Linked DNA regions of Homo sapiens: all the other regions are linked to region 1. Evidence: read pairs that join two places in POLR2A ChIA-PET (ENCODE). Cell type or tissue: HepG2. All regions are shown on one strand.

The links. ChIA-PET counts read pairs that join two places held together with the same protein. Peaks named below come from ENCODE experiments on the same cell type or tissue, not always from the same donor. Only the 100,000 strongest peaks of a DNase experiment are listed, where the experiment ranks them.
Region 2: POLR2A ChIA-PET joins it to region 1 with 25 read pairs; 10 of 35 experiments call an interaction of 5 or more read pairs at or near these places.
Region 3: POLR2A ChIA-PET joins it to region 1 with 30 read pairs; 8 of 35 experiments call an interaction of 5 or more read pairs at or near these places.

What each region holds. Positions count from the first base shown.
Region 1 is chrX:71,280,646-71,285,645 of GRCh38, reverse strand. It overlaps NONO (non-POU domain containing octamer binding), which reads right to left and starts at 2,011. Exons shown (of 12, transcript NM_007363.5): 1 at 1,925-2,011; 2 at 1,193-1,249. In HepG2, no CTCF peak of the experiment used is centred here; DNase peaks (open chromatin) are centred at 2,115 and 2,745; H3K4me3 peaks cover 2,522 bases.
Region 2 is chrX:71,212,082-71,217,081 of GRCh38, reverse strand. It overlaps a transcript of GJB1 not described here. Among named protein-coding and RNA genes, the nearest start is that of GJB1, 8.6 kb to the left of the region's middle. In HepG2, no CTCF peak of the experiment used is centred here; DNase peaks (open chromatin) are centred at 511, 1,981 and 2,741; H3K4me3 peaks cover 1,998 bases.
Region 3 is chrX:71,225,992-71,230,991 of GRCh38, reverse strand. No RefSeq gene overlaps it. Among named protein-coding and RNA genes, the nearest start is that of GJB1, 5.3 kb to the right of the region's middle. In HepG2, a CTCF peak has its summit at 3,417 (motif pointing left); DNase peaks (open chromatin) are centred at 2,711 and 3,081.

The sequences.
Region 1 (5,000 bases):
TAATGACTATATAAAGTTCACCAGGATGTACTACTTTACTAAACTACTCCCTACTATAAGACATTTAGGTGGTTGTTTTTGGCTTTTCCTATTATAACGCTGCAGTAAATGTCTTCTGGCTTTCAGCTTTATTTCCATTTAATTATTTCCATAGGATAAATTCTTAAAAATAGAATCTATCCTGTGACTCTTGCCACATAGTGCAACGTCGTTTTCTCAAAAAGTTGTAAGGATTTTAAACGCCATGAGCAGGTGTAGCAGTTTCATGGCAAATGAGATACCTTTAAAAAAAAACAACAAAAAAAGAAAATAGTGTTTTAAAAAATAAGATATAAAAGCAGGAAGTTAAAACATACAAAATCTAAAGTCCACCCTGGAAATAGTTGGGGATGGGGCAAGGTGGGCATCAGAATCAAATCTTTTCCTACTTGGGTTCCAGGTGTTAAACATCTCTCTTCCCCTGGCCCCGGAGAGGCCCAGGATGGAATGCACTAGTGAAGACTATCATAATAAAGCACCTATAACAGTGCCCACCAAGTAGCAAGTACCTTGAGAAGTATTTCTTCCTATCACCTACTTCTGATGACCACCAATATAATTTGGAAATATGTGCAGAACCCTCTTCAGAGTAATAAATTCACTGTCGCCTAAATACTGGGCCTCTGAAAAGAGAACACAGCACGAAGATCAGCAGCAAAGATTACTGTCTACTTGTGTCCCTGAGACTAATAATCCTGATGAAGAATTTTGAGAGAAAACACGTATTGCTGGTTGAGAAAGACTCTAACCACTGGGCATGCTACAGTTAAACAAATGTTTAGGTAGAGGACCAAACACTACATCACACATATCTGAAATCTAAATCTGGTATAAATTTACAAGACTGAGATGGCTGCCTGGATGGCCAGCCTGAAAGCTGTAAAATGAACTAAGGTCCTTCTCTAAGAGTTTCTTAGGACTTTTCATTTAATAACAAGGAAGGTGGACAAGGACACAGTATAAATATAACCAGGGCCCCCCCACTAGAGTTGCCAGATTTAGCAAATAAAATACACAACCCACAATTAAATTTGAAATTTAATTGAAAACTATGCAACATATACTTAAAAATAATTGGTTGTGTAGGTGAAATTCTAATTCAACTGGGTGCCCGGTGTTTTGTCTGGCAACCCTATCCCTTCCTTACACCTACCTCAACTTCGATTGCAGACAGCAAAGTGCCTCCCAGTTCCCTCTAACCTCGACTTCTCTGTTAAAAACACAAAGAAACGTGTCAGGTTATGGTAAGAGTTTCTCAAACTGGAAAATAAAATACTCGATGCGAAATCCATAAATTTAAGTTTCATTTTAAAAAGTGATGCTATATAAATGCGTCAAGGAGCTAGGCGGTTAGGACTTTAGAAAAAGGGCATACAGAAATCTGACTACGAAAGCGGCGGGCTCTGGATATGCAGAGGAACTTTCCAGCTAAGAGTTTTGACAAAGAAATATCGCTTGAGGGGCCCCACTTGCCCATTCTGAATTAATGGCCTCGCGGGGCCGAGAGGAGGAGCGCCCGACAAAGCGCCTCCTCCTCTAACCAACCACGACTTCAGCGATCTCTCATAATAGACCCCACACCGTCGGGCCCAGGGCGGCTCAGAGGCCGGCAACTTACTGACACGGGTAAGATTCGGAGATGAGTTGCACAAAGAAACAGGGCAGGAACGAAAATGGGGAAAGCCCGAAGCGAAGCGAGTTGAGAAAGGTGGCCCCCCGCGGGTGGGCTGAGAAGGCAGTGTGGCGGCAGAGACAAGGCCTCAAGGGGCCTCGGAAGCGCCATCCACCCTCCAAACCTAGCTTCGCCCTAGCCTCTTCCTTCGCTGATTGTTCCAAGAAATCCCACTACCCTCCCAAACAAGAACCAAGACGTCCCAAAACTCACCCTCTACCGACTGGTATCTCCTCGGAGTAACGGCGACGCTACACGGCCTCTCCCGTCCCGAGAAAAGAGCGCGCGACCGCCGGAAACGAGACGACGGAGCTCGGTGCCTGCCAAGGGGTACAAAATGGCGTTCTCGATTGGTTAGCTAAACTGCCAATCAAGGTTTAGCTCCCGAGGCGGAATCATTTTTCCGCCATTTCTTAGATTCTATTGGCTGCCGAATGCCAAAGGCTTGAGTTCGTGTGAACGACAGATGGGGACAAAGAGCGAGGCTTTGTACCTAATGCGCATGTGCAAGCGGCCTGGCGCGTGAGACGGGAAAGGAAAGGGGGAGGGGGAAAAGGAAAGGGAGAGGAGCTGGGGGTGGGGGTCGGAAGGAGAGACCTAAACGAACTGACTGAAAGACTGAAAGACCAAGTGGTGGGAGGGGGAAAGGAGAGGAGAAAAAGGGAGAGGAAAGTGGAAAGAGGGAGAGGAAGGGGAGAAAATGCGCGCGTAGGCGTGCTCGGAGCAGTCCTGCACTGCGCCTGTGCAAGAAGCAAGAGTAACAATGTCATTGTATTCAATGGAATAGATTTGGCCTTTTCCTACTGAAAAAAATGCCCCGCCATGTTTCTTTTTTCACACTTCCTTGTTAGGGCTTGCATCCTGACACCCCATACTTAATCATATTTCTAGATGCTTCTCCTGTTGCTGGGGCTACTCGGGAAACGCAACTGAAATAGTCAACTCTTTGGTCATGGTTACAGACGGGGTGGGGGAGGAGGGGGTGCATCATACCTTAGGCTCTGCGTGATTACACAGAATTGTAACCAGCACCCTCATTTCCATGGTAACCAGAAAACCTAGCAGTCCAAACATCACTATTGTTCCTATGATTTACTGAGAGATTCAACAGGTGTCATCATTGCCATGGATATATTGTAGGCCTCTAGATCAGACTGTATATTCCATAGGAGGCCTATCAGTAACTAACCTTCATTGTTTCAGTAATGCCTAACTCGCCCCGCCCCCGTGGTTAACCAAGGACTACAAGGATCAATTGATAAGTATGTGTTGTTAATTCCCATTAATTAATTCACACTCAGGGTTGCAGGGTATCCCAATGGGCACCACCTTATGTGGGGACACAATGATCTAGACTTGGGCTGTTCAATAGAACTGTGTGCAATGATGGAAAGGTCCTATGTCTGCTGTGTTCAATATGGCAGCTACTAACTATAAGTGGCCATTGAAATATGACTAATGCAACTGAGAACCTGAATTTTTAATTCCGGCTAGGTGCAGTGCTCATGCCTATAATCCCAGTACTTTGAGAGGCCGAGACGGGAGGATCGCTTAAGCCTAGGAGTTCGAGACCAGCCTGGGTAACATGGCGAAACTCCATCTCCGAAAAAAAGCAAAAATTAGCCTGTCGTGGTGGAGTGTCCCTGTAGTCCCACCTACTCAGGAGGTTAAGGTTAAGGTGGGAGGATAGCTTGAGCTCGGGAAGCAGAGGCTGCAATGAGTGGAGATCGCGCCACTGCACTCCAGCCTGCGTGACAGAGTGAGACCCCGTCTCAATTAAAAAGAAGAAGAAGAAAACTAATACTTACTCATAGAAAAAAAAAGAAAAATCAAACAATACCCAACAGTATAAAGAGAAAAGTCTTGGCCGGGTGTGGTGGCTCACGCCTGTAATCCTAGCACTTTGGGAGGCCGAGGCGGGAGGATCACGAGGTTAGGAGATCGAGACCATCCTAGCTAACATGGTGAAACCCCGTCTCTACTAAAAATACAAAAAAAAAATTAGCCGGCGTGGTGGCGGGTGCCTGTAGTCCCAGCTACTCGGGAGGCTGAGGCAGGAGAACGGTGTGAACCCAGGAGGCGGAGCTAGCAGTGAGCCAAGATTGCGCCACTGCACTCCAGCCTGGGCAATGAGTGAGACTCCGTCTCAAAAAAAAAGTCTCCCCCCCATTCATTCTCTAGAGATAGCAATTATGACCACTTTCTTGCGTTTCTATTTTCTATGTATGTACTGTTTATATTTATTTACTTAGAGACAGTCTTGCTCTGTCACCCAGGCTGGAGTGCAGTGGCACAAACACAGCTCACTGCAACCTCTGCCTTTCAGGTTCTAGCGATTCTCCCACCTCAGCTTCCTCAGTAGCTGGGACTACAGGAGTGCACAACTACGCCCACGGTGGGTTTGTATGTTTTGTAGAGACAGGGTTTCACCATATTGCCCAAACTGGTCTTAAACTCCTGGGTGTAAGGAATCCCGCCTCCACTTGGCAAAGTGCTGGGATTACAGGCATGAGCCAGGGCACCCAGTGGAGGACCACTTTTTTTTTGGCGGCGGGACGGAGTCTCGCTCTGTCGCCCAGACTGGAGTGCAGTGGTGTGATCTCGGCTCGCTGCAGCCTCTGCCTCCCAGGTTCAAGCGATTCTCCTGCCTCAGTTCCCGAGTAGCTGGGATTACAGGTGCCTGCCACCGTGCCTATGCCCAGCCAATTTTTTTTTTTTGAGACAGAGTCTTGCTCTGTCGCCCAGGCTGGAGTGCAGTGGCGCGATCTCAGCTCACTGCAAGCTCCGCCTCCCGGGTTCACGCCATTCTCCTGCCTCAGCCTCCCGAGTAGCTGGGTCTACAGGCACCTGCCACCACGCCCGGCTAACTTTTGTATTTTTAGTACAGACAGGGTTTCACCATGTTGGCCAGGCTGGTCGCAAGCTCCTACCTCAAGTGATCCGCCCACCTCGGCCTCCTAAAGTGCTAGGATTACAAGCGTGAGCCACTGTGCCTGGCCAGGACTACTTTTTAATATCAAACATTTTACAGATTGCCACATGATAGTTTTTAGTATCTGCTGAGTGAGAAAATCCATAATTACAAAAAACCACTATGGATTCAATAAAATTTTAATGAATTTATACGTTGTTAATCAAATAAGTGTAAAGATGTTCATGTAAACCAATAATTGCAATACCTTACACAAATAAAATAATAGTAGCATATTGGAGGTACAGTAGCAGTAAAGGGTAACATGGATCTGCTTGAGTAGATCAGGAATGGCTTCGCAGGAAAGAACACCCTTGA
Region 2 (5,000 bases), 69 kb after region 1:
TCTCTGTTTCTGCCCCCACCTCCTCCCTATCCTTCCAACTACAGGAAAATCCTTGTGATTTGGGGTTTGGGGAAGAGGGGTGGGCTGGGATGGATGAGGTTACATTCAGCCTCGGACTCCATGCTCCCTCCCCCATTTCGCAGGCAGTCACTGGTCAGGAAGGGACATGGGGCTTTCTTTGAGATTTCCTTAGGAATTTCTGGCTGCCTTCATCAGTTTGGTGTGGCTAAGGCCAAACTCCTCCAGCTCTCTTCCCCTTCCCCTGCTTCTCTCTCTTGCCTCCACCCTGCAGTTCTGCAATATCTCAGTCACTGGACTTAGCCTCTCCACCCTGCCATACATATTCCGTGGCCAGGCTTGGGTCAGGTCCAGTCTAGCTCATTCCGATTTGTTCTTTCCCCCTCTCTGCTGCGGTCTTTTCAGAGAGCTTCTGCTTATGCCAGCTCCCTTCCCCATTGTTTGGACGCTACTCCCTTACTCCTCCATCACCCACCTGACTTCCTGTTGCTCTCTGCTTGGGTTATTATAACAGCTGCCATTTATGGAGTGCCCCCTGTGTGTATATTCACAGACTCTCACGCTCACAACAACCCCGTGAGCCAGGAGCTATTGTCTTCAACTCACAGGTGAGGCAATGAAGGCTAACAGAAGCTGAGTAACTTACTACACAGGTGGTAAGCAAGTGCTGGAGCTCAGAGTAGGAATCGTATTGGCCCCTCACCCAAGCCTGGGTCCCTTTTCCATTGCCAGGCTGCATTCTAATCTATACTTCTCTCCATTAAAACCCCTCTTGTCTGTATTCTCCTCTCCTCATTTCATTTTCTAAGTTTACACATTCTGCTGTGCCATTCCCAACAGCTGCAACAACTTTCAAACAGCTGGGGAACACCCCTCCTTTAGATCTCCAAACCGGCCGGGCGTGGTGGCTCATGCCTGTAATCCCAGCACTTTGGGAGGCCGAAGCGGGCAGATCACCTGAGGTTGGGAGTTTGAGACCAGCCTGACCAACATGGAGAAACCCCGTCTCTACTAAAAATACAAAATTAGCCAGGCATGGTGGTGCATGCCTGTAATCCCAGCTACTCGGGAGGCTGAGGCAGGAGAATCGCTTGAACCCGGGAGGCAGAGGTTGCAGTGAGCCGAGATTGCGCCATTGCACCCCAGCCAGGGCAACAAGAGTGAAAGTCCGTCTCAAAAAAAAAAAAAAAATCTCCGAACCATCAATTACTCCAAGTTCAGCTTGAGTCAGTCTGCCTCCTTCAAGAAAGTGGAAACACACGCTCCCAAATCCTTGGCCCTGTTGGCTAGCCCTCTGCAGCCCGCTGAGCACGCTTTATTCATCCACTCGCAGCCCCGTGTTGGGTGCATGCCTGGCTTGCCTTGTAATCAAGGAAGGAAAACAGCACCTGGCAGTGCCCAACATTCCCACTAAACCCTAACCCTGTGTGGCAGGAAATGTCTCAGAGAGACAAACTTGGCCACCTTGCACCTAGGGGGTCCCTCAAGTCTTCCTGAGAATCTGGCCCTATGGGAATAAGGGGAATCTTTGGCCAGAGGAAAAAAAGTGAGAGGAAAAGCAATGTTGAACCTGGAAAGAGGCTGCAGAGAGAGGCTAAGCAAGTCTGGCACCTGGCAGGAGGGGCCTCACCCCAGCTTCAGAGGGAAGCATGGAAGGGACCTAAGTGGCTGAAGGCGGAGGTCAGTAGAAGGCAAGACCCGGCCCCTATTTCCGGCCCACTGTGCCACATCAGCCCTCCCTGGCCCACCTCCCTCAGCCCCCAGTCTCCTCACCTCCCTGTCACTGCCACACCTGGCTGCTGCTGCCCTTTCCCAGAGAATGTCTGCAGGCGTGTCTGCCCTATGCCACCAGGTACTGTCAGCCCAGCCCAGGGGAGGGACAACGAACCCAGGGCCAGAGCCAGAAATGGCCCACAGCCCAAGAGGAACCAGACAAACATTAACCAGCCCCACCTCCTCCCACATACAATCATTAAACAAGATTGATCCTCTGAGCTCCCTATGGGTTTGGAGAGACAGATCACATAGCCTGGAGTCACTGCCTTGTCCCAGAGGAAGAGAGGCATCATTGTCACCCACCCATGTTTAGTCTCTCTGGGAGACTGAGCTGGACCTGTGCTCCTCAGCATCCCTCAGGCTTCCCCCATGCCCTGGCCTTAGGCAGATCCACAGTGCGGGCAAGCTGCAGAGAGGGATCCTGTACAGGCTGCCATCCTGGTCAACCCTTCTAGCTCCCAGCCTCTAAAACTGTATGACAGGGCCGGGCATGGTGGCTCATGCCTGTAATCCCAGCACTTTGGCCAAGGCGGGAGGATCACTTGAAGCCAGGAGTTTGAGACCAGCCTGGGCAACATAGTAAGACCCCATCTCTACAAAAAGTATAAATAAATAAACACATTAGATGACAATGGGGAGGAAAAAGCCATGGGTGATGCCTGCTGGCACCTGAGGTCAAGGTGGGAGCTGGCAGTGCTTCCCACCCATATGGCAGTACCAGGGTGCCCTCCGGCCACTTGCTTATTGTCCACATCCTGAGTGGCTGGGGATGGACCCAAGTATTTCTAATCCTATCCCAGAACCCTAAAACCTCAGAAATTGCTTTCTACCCTCAAGGCCAAGGCAGTTGAACTGCAAAGTGTATCATGTTCAGTAATGAATCTTGGCAATCATTAAGGTAAACAGAGACTGTCAACCATTAACTGAGGGATCAGTCTAGTTTCAAGGTCTGCACCACTGACGGCTTACCTGAAGACCCTGCTGTGTTCTGTGGCCTGAATGGCAGTGGAGAAACAAGGGAAGTTAGCAGAGAAACTGGCCCCCTGCCTTCTGTTCTTCACTCCAGCTTGAGCTCACTGCTAGAAAGGGAGCCAGGGCCTCAGCTTCCCTTAGCCAAACCTGGGCATATGGATACATCAATCCATGAGTATTGGACACCTACTAGGAACCCAGCATAGGGCTACGTGCTGGGTGCAGGTGGCAAAGGAGGTGAAAACATCCCAACTGTTCATAAGAGATTTATCAACTTCTTTTTTTTGAGACTCAGTCTCACTCTGTCACCCAGGCTAGAGTGCAGTGGCGCAATCTTGGCTCACTGCAACCTCCGCCTCCCGGGTTCAAGCGATTCTTCTGCCTCAGCCTCACGAGTAGCTGGGATTACAGGCGCCTAGCTAATTTTTGTATTTTTAGTAGAGATGGGGTTTCACCACGTTGGCCAGGCTGGTCTCGAACTCCTGACCTCAAGTGATCTGCCCGCCTCAGCCTCCCAAAGCACTGGGATTACAGGTGTGAGCTATCATGCCCTGCCGAACTTCTGGAGGAGAGGGGACCAAGACCCAATAAATTGTTGTGAAAAATATCAGTGCGTATTCACTAACTTTGATTCCTGAGAGAGTCCAGAGAAGGGAATGATGAGAATAAACTGAAGTAATCAGGGAAGGCTTCCTAGAGGAAGTGAGGTTTGAGTGGAGAAGTAAAAGACAGGTAGGAGCTGGAAGGGGAAGGACCGGGTTAGCATTCCAGGGAGGAGGAACAGTGTGAGTGAAGGCACAGAGTAGGAACGAGCAAGGCATATCTGGGAGCCAGTAAGGAGGCAGGACTGTGTTGAGGGGCTGTGGAGGAAACTGTCAGTCAGTTAAGAGGCTTAGAGTATGGAGGACATTTAAAGCCAGATAGGGAATCCTTTAGTTGTGCCTGGTAAACTTGGTAAAAGGCAAAACTGAGCTGGACATCATGGTGGGTGGGGGACAGGCTGAACACCATTCTTCCCGCTGAGAGTACAAGTTGTAATGGATAGAGAGGACTACCGTTTCCCGTGTACTTAATGCATTAAAGGCAATGTTCAAATTGTTTTGTATTACTTTGTTTGATCTTCAAAATAACCCTACAAAGTAGGCACTATTAATATTCTCATGTTACAGGGGAATTAAGGCACACAGAGGTTAAGTGACATAATTGAGGTTAGCCGGCTACTGGTAAATAACAAAGCTGGATTTGAACCCAGGCAGTCTGGTTCCAGAACTTGTTCACTTGGCCACTATATCACAGCTGATGAACTCTACAAGGTCCCACTGATAATCTGAGTTAGAGGTGGTCCCTGACTCCAGAAGATTCTAAGCTAACAGGACAGATAGAGACACTCACCTGAGTAACTACAAGGGAGTTTCTCCTAAATGCCATATGCAGATATGAGATGCCAGAAGTTCAGACGCAGAAGAAAAGGGTAGGTTTAACAGAAAGGCAGAGTTGGACGTGGGTCATAAAGGAGATGGAGGGACAAACATTTCAGGTGACAGGAAGCTGTGAGCTGTGTTTGGGGAACGGTAGGCAGACCTGTTTGACCAGAAGAGAGAGCTCCTATATATAGCGGAGTTCCTAGGAAGGGAAACTACAGGTTAATATTAGTGTGTACTCATTGTTCCTTGGAGTTCTGGCAGGATTTCTTTGTGGTGCTTATAGTTCTAAACTATAGGAAGTCTATTTGGATACTCCGTAGCTGTATAAAATATATTGTTGCTAGAATTGACCTGTCTGCTGCCTATTTACTGTTACTTGAGCCCATCTTCTGGATGGAGTGCGGCTGCTAGAGAGAAGAAAGGCAAGGAAAGAGAAGGGAGGGAAAAGAGGGAGAGCAGGCTGGGCACCTTGGCTCACGCCTGTAATCCCAGCACTTTGGGAGGCCAAGGTGGATCATGAGGTCAGGAGATCAATACCATCCTGGCTAACACAGTGAAACCCCGTCTCTACTAAAAATACAAAAAATTAGCCAGGTTTGGTGGCGGGCGCCTGTAGTCCCAGCTACCCGGGAGGCTGAAGCAGGAGAATGGCGTGAACCCGGGAGGCGGAGCTTGCAGTGAGCCGAGATCATGCCACTGCACTCCAGCCTGGGCAACAGAGTGAGACTCTGTCTCAAAAAAAAAAAAAAAAAAAAGAGAGGGAGGACAAAGGGAAAATTACTACAGCGAACAATGTAAATCCATTTGCTC
Region 3 (5,000 bases), 55 kb after region 1:
TAAGCTTATGCAAGTGATTACCACACAATAGTTTCTTTCTTTTCCTCCCTCCCTTCCCCCCTTCCCCCTTCCCCCTCTTCCTTCCCCTTCCCCTTCCCCTTCTCCTTCCTTCCTTCCTTCCTTCCTTCCTTCCTTCCTTCCTTCCTTCCTTCCTCTCTTTCTTTCTTTCTTTCTTTCTGATGGAGTCTTGCTCTGTCAGCCAGGCTGGAGCACAATAGCATGATCTCAGTTCACTGCAACCTCCCCCTCCTGGGTTCAAGCAATTCTCCTGCTTCAGCCTCCCAAGTAGCTGGGATGACAGGCGAGTGCCACCAGGCCCAGCTGATTTTTCTATTTTTAATAGAGACAGGGTTTCGCCATGTTGGCCAGGCTGGTCTCCAATTCCTGGCCTCAAGAGATCCACCTGCCTAGGCCTCCCAAAGTGCTGGGATTACAGACGTGAGCCACCGCACCTGGCCTCTTTCTTTTTTTAAGACAGATTTTATGAGCTAATCTTTCTTTCCTTCCTCCCTCCCTCCCTCCCTCCCTCCTTCCTTCCTTCCTTCCTTTTTTTCAGAGTCTCACTCTGTCACCCAGGCTGGAGTACAGTGGCACGATCTCGGCTTACTGCAGCCTCTGCCTCCCAGGTTCAACTGATTCTCCTGCCTCAGCCTCCTGAGTAGGTGGGACTACAGGCGCCCACCACCACGCCTGCCTGATTTTTGTATTTTTAATAGAGACAGGGTTTTGCCATATTGACCAGGCTGGTCTTGAACTCCTGGCCTCAACAGATCCGCCTGCTTCAGCCTCCCAAAGTGCTGGGATTACAGGCGTGAGCCACTGTGCCTGGCCTGTGTGCTTTTCTTTTTTGTGTGTGTGTGGTGGTGGTGGTGGTGGTGGTATTTTTTAGAGATGGGGTCTCACTGTGTAGTCCAGGCTGGTCTCCAAGCAATCCTCCCACCTCATCTTCTTGAGCAGCTAGGATTACAAGTGTGAGTCACCGCACCTGGCACCATATAATGTGATAAGCGCTCTTATCACATACACCACAGTCATATTGTGGGAATTCAGAGTGGAGGTCTGAATTGGAGAGTCTCTCCAAGGGACTTGATCAGCGGGGAAAGAAGAGTTGATGGCTTCACAGAGGAAACGACGTTTGAGATGAGTTTTGAATGATTAGGAGCTTTCCAGTCAAAGGAGGGAAAGGAAACCTCAAATTACCTTTGGCTCTTCCACACCCCACAACTCAGACATGAAGTCCTGTTGTAGGTTCTACATCCAAAATGTCTCTCACACCTGTCTCCTCTTCATATTCCTCTGCCACTGTCCTAGTCCTACAGGCGCCACTTGGGCTATTGCAACAGCTCCATAACTGGTCTTTTTTTTTAGAGACAGGGTCTCACTATGTTGACCAGACTGGTCTCAAAGTCTTGGGTTCAAGGAATCCTTCCACCTCAGCCTCCCAAGTAGGTGGGACCACAGGTGTGCCACTGCACCTGGCAGTACCTGGTCAATCTGTCTCAGTCTTCAATCCCCAATCCAGTCTCCATGCAGCTGCTGGCTGACCTTCCAAACACACAAGTTTGAAGGTATCACCCCCGTCATACCTTTTTTTTTTTTTTGAGACAGAGTCGCTCTGTCACCCAGGCTGGAGTGCAGTGGCATGATCTCGGCTCATTGCAACCTCTGCCTCCCAGGTTCAAGCGATTCTTATGCCTCAGCCTCCCAAGTAGCTGAGATTACAGGCGTGCGCCACCACACGGGGCTAATTTTTGTATTTTTGGTAGAGACGGGGTTTCACCATGTTGGCCAGGCTGGTCTCAAACTCCTGACCTCAAGTGATCCACCTGCCTCGGCCTCCCAAAGTGCTGGGATTACAGGCGTGAGCCACCGTGCCTGGCTTTTTTTTTTTTTTTTTTTTTTTTTTGTGATGGAGTCTCACTCACTCTGTCACTCAGGCTGGAGTGCAGTGGCGCGATCTCGGCTCACTGCAACCTCCACCTCCCGGATTCAAGCAATTCTCCCACCTCAGCCTCCTGAGTAGCTGGGACTATGGGCATGTGCCACCACGCCTGGCTAATTTTTGTATTTTTAGTAGAGACAGTGTTTCACCATGTTGGCCAGGATGGTCTCGAACTCCTGGCTTCAAGTGATCTGCCTGCTTTGGCTTCCCAAATTGCTGGGATTACAGGCAACAGCCACTGTGCCCAGCCAATTCCTGTCATATCTGTAGGGTATTTTTTGTCTGTTTTATTTGCCCCTTGCTGGAATGTCCCAATCCATTTTCCATTTGACCCTGTACATTCTCCCTGGCCTACTCCAGGAATCAACAGGAGCTTAGCTTGGTACGATTGTGTAGCCCCTTCTGCACCATAGGCCAGGTCTGGCATTTAAGTACTTTGGAATCAGTAAATGGAGCAAGCATTCCCCTCTAGCCCCCACTGTGTGCACCCAGGCTATCTGATTGAACATCTGAACCAGTTTGTGGTTGCCATGCCAATTCTCTATGGATACCACAGCTTGCTTTCAAACCCCAACTCAGCTGGCTGGAGGCCTTGATTACTCTCCTAGTTCATCTGCCTCTGTTCCTTTGCCCCCCAGCTCCTGGCATCTCTGTGCATAGACACCTCTAAAAGATCATAGACATTCCTAAAAGGACCAGTTCCATGAGATACAGCATGCAAGAGCTTCCTGTTACTATGCCTTTTCTGCCCCCTGATCAGACCCCTTGAATATTGACCCTTAAATGAATCATGCTCAGGTTTGCAACCTCTCTTGGACTTTGCTGTTTGGACTGGTGTCCACTCCCTGGGGGAGCCAACACTATTATTGCCAAATTGTTTTAACTAGCTTCAGCCTACCTGAACCAGCCTCACTCCTTTCTGGCTCATTGAGAATTCTAGCATGTCGTAAGGCCATGGTCTCAGTGCTTATGATACTATCTTACCTTACTTTACCGTTAGTTCATAACCAGCTTTTGAACACATCTTGTCTGATTCTCAAAAAAGTTCTGTGAAAGAGGTAGAGAGGTTATTATTAACTCTCTATTGGAGATGAGGAAACAGACCTGGAGAGGGTAAATATCACGTGTCCAAGGGGACAGAGCTCATCAGTGGAGAACGAGGTCTCCTAATTCCAGTGTCCTCTTCATAACCCAGGTCACTCAGCACATTGAATTTCTACTGCGTGGCAGAGAGCATGCCTCATTTGCCTCTGTGTCTCTCTCTTATACTCTTGTGACAGAGCCTGATTTGAAAAGTCAGTCTTGGAGTCAGTCTAACTCTGCCTCCTACCTCCCTGAGACATTGTGTCCACCAGCTCCCCTCAAGGTTCCTTGGGCCTGTTCCTACCTGGTTCATGGGACCCAAGAATCCTGTGTCCCCCACTTGGGCTGTAACACCCAGCCTGATAGCTTTATTGTCCCACCACTGCCCCCTGGAGAGGAAAGCCTTGATATAGAGTTGGAGCCTCTTTCCAAGGGGGATTGGTAGAATCTTTGAAGAGAAACTACATTTCTGATGTGATGGTGGGGGTTAGCATTTCTCAATGTGGAGAGGGCATGAGGTTCCCTGCTTCCGACCAGGACCAGGATGGAATTTTAAAAAGAAAATCTTTCTCCTGATGGCATGTTGTATGGAGAGGGGATGTGTTTGTTGTATTGTTGTGGGTGAAAAGGATGGATTTCGATAAGAAAAGGAATCTCTCTCACCGTGAGGGGGTGGGGACCTCTCCTCTGATGGAACATAATGTCAGTTTCTAAGGGGAAAGGAAATTTCTTGTAGGAAAGGAATGTTCCTCTTTTAAGGGAGAGGAAGCTCTCTCTCAGGGATTACTAAGTGTGGTGGAAAGGAATACTTACTCTCTCCTTTCTTTCTTTCAATTTTTTAAAAATAGAGATGGGAGGCCGGGCGCGGTTGCTCACACCTGTAATCCCAGCTCTTTGGGAGGCCGAGGCGGGCAGATCACGAGGTCAGGAGATTGAGACCATCCTGGCTAACACAGTGAAACCCCGTCTCTACTAAAAATACAAAAAAAAATTAGCCGGGCGTGGTGGCGGGCGCCTATTGTCCCAGCTACTCGGGAGGCTGAGGCAGGAGAACAGCGTGAACCCGGGAGGTGGAGCTTGCAGTGAGCCGAGATCGCGCCACTGTACTCCAGCCTGGGTGACAGAGCGAGACTCCGTCTCAAAAAAAAAAAAAATAGAGATAGGATCTTGCTATGCTGTCCAGGCTAGTCTTGAACTCCTGGCCTCATGCAATCCTCTTGCTTCGGCCTCTAAAGGTCTCATTTCCTTCCCTCCCTCCCTCCCTCTCTCCCTCCCTCCCTTCCTTCCTTCCTTCCTTTTCTTTCTTTGTTTCTTTCTTGACAAGGTCTCACTCTCTGGCCCGGGCTGGAGTGCAGTGGCGTGATCACAGCTGACTGCAGCCTCAACCTCCTCCTGGGCTCGAGTTATCCTCCCACCTCAGCATCCGAAATAGCTTGGGACTACAGGCACATGCCACCACACCTGACTAATTGTTTTATTTTATTTTTTTTGTAGAGATGGGGTCTCTCTATGTTGCTCAGACTGGTCTCAAACTCATGGGCTCAAGTGATTCTCTCCCCTTGGCCTTCCAAAGTGCTGGGACTACAGGCATGAGCCACCACATCCAGTCTTCCTTTTTTTTTTTTCTAAAGGAGAAATCTCAAATAAAGAAAACTTCCATGCTTTCTCTCCAAAGAGGAAAAACTGTCTCAAGGGAGAACAATTCACATGAGATTGTGTCTGATTTTCTCTCCCTTTCTGATATCCAGCACTTCCTACATGGAGTCCACATACTCTGAGAGGGAGTGGCAAATAATTTCTCCTGTTCGGAGGTAAGGAAGCTGAGGAGGCAAACTTGCCATGGGGGAAACTTTTACTCTGAGAGGCTATTTGTGGGGGCAGTGACTCTAAGGAAACCCCTGTGAGGCTGGGGGAAGATAATGCACTGTTACTTGGGGAAATCTTTCAGGAATCCCAGAAGCACAGAGTGTTGAAG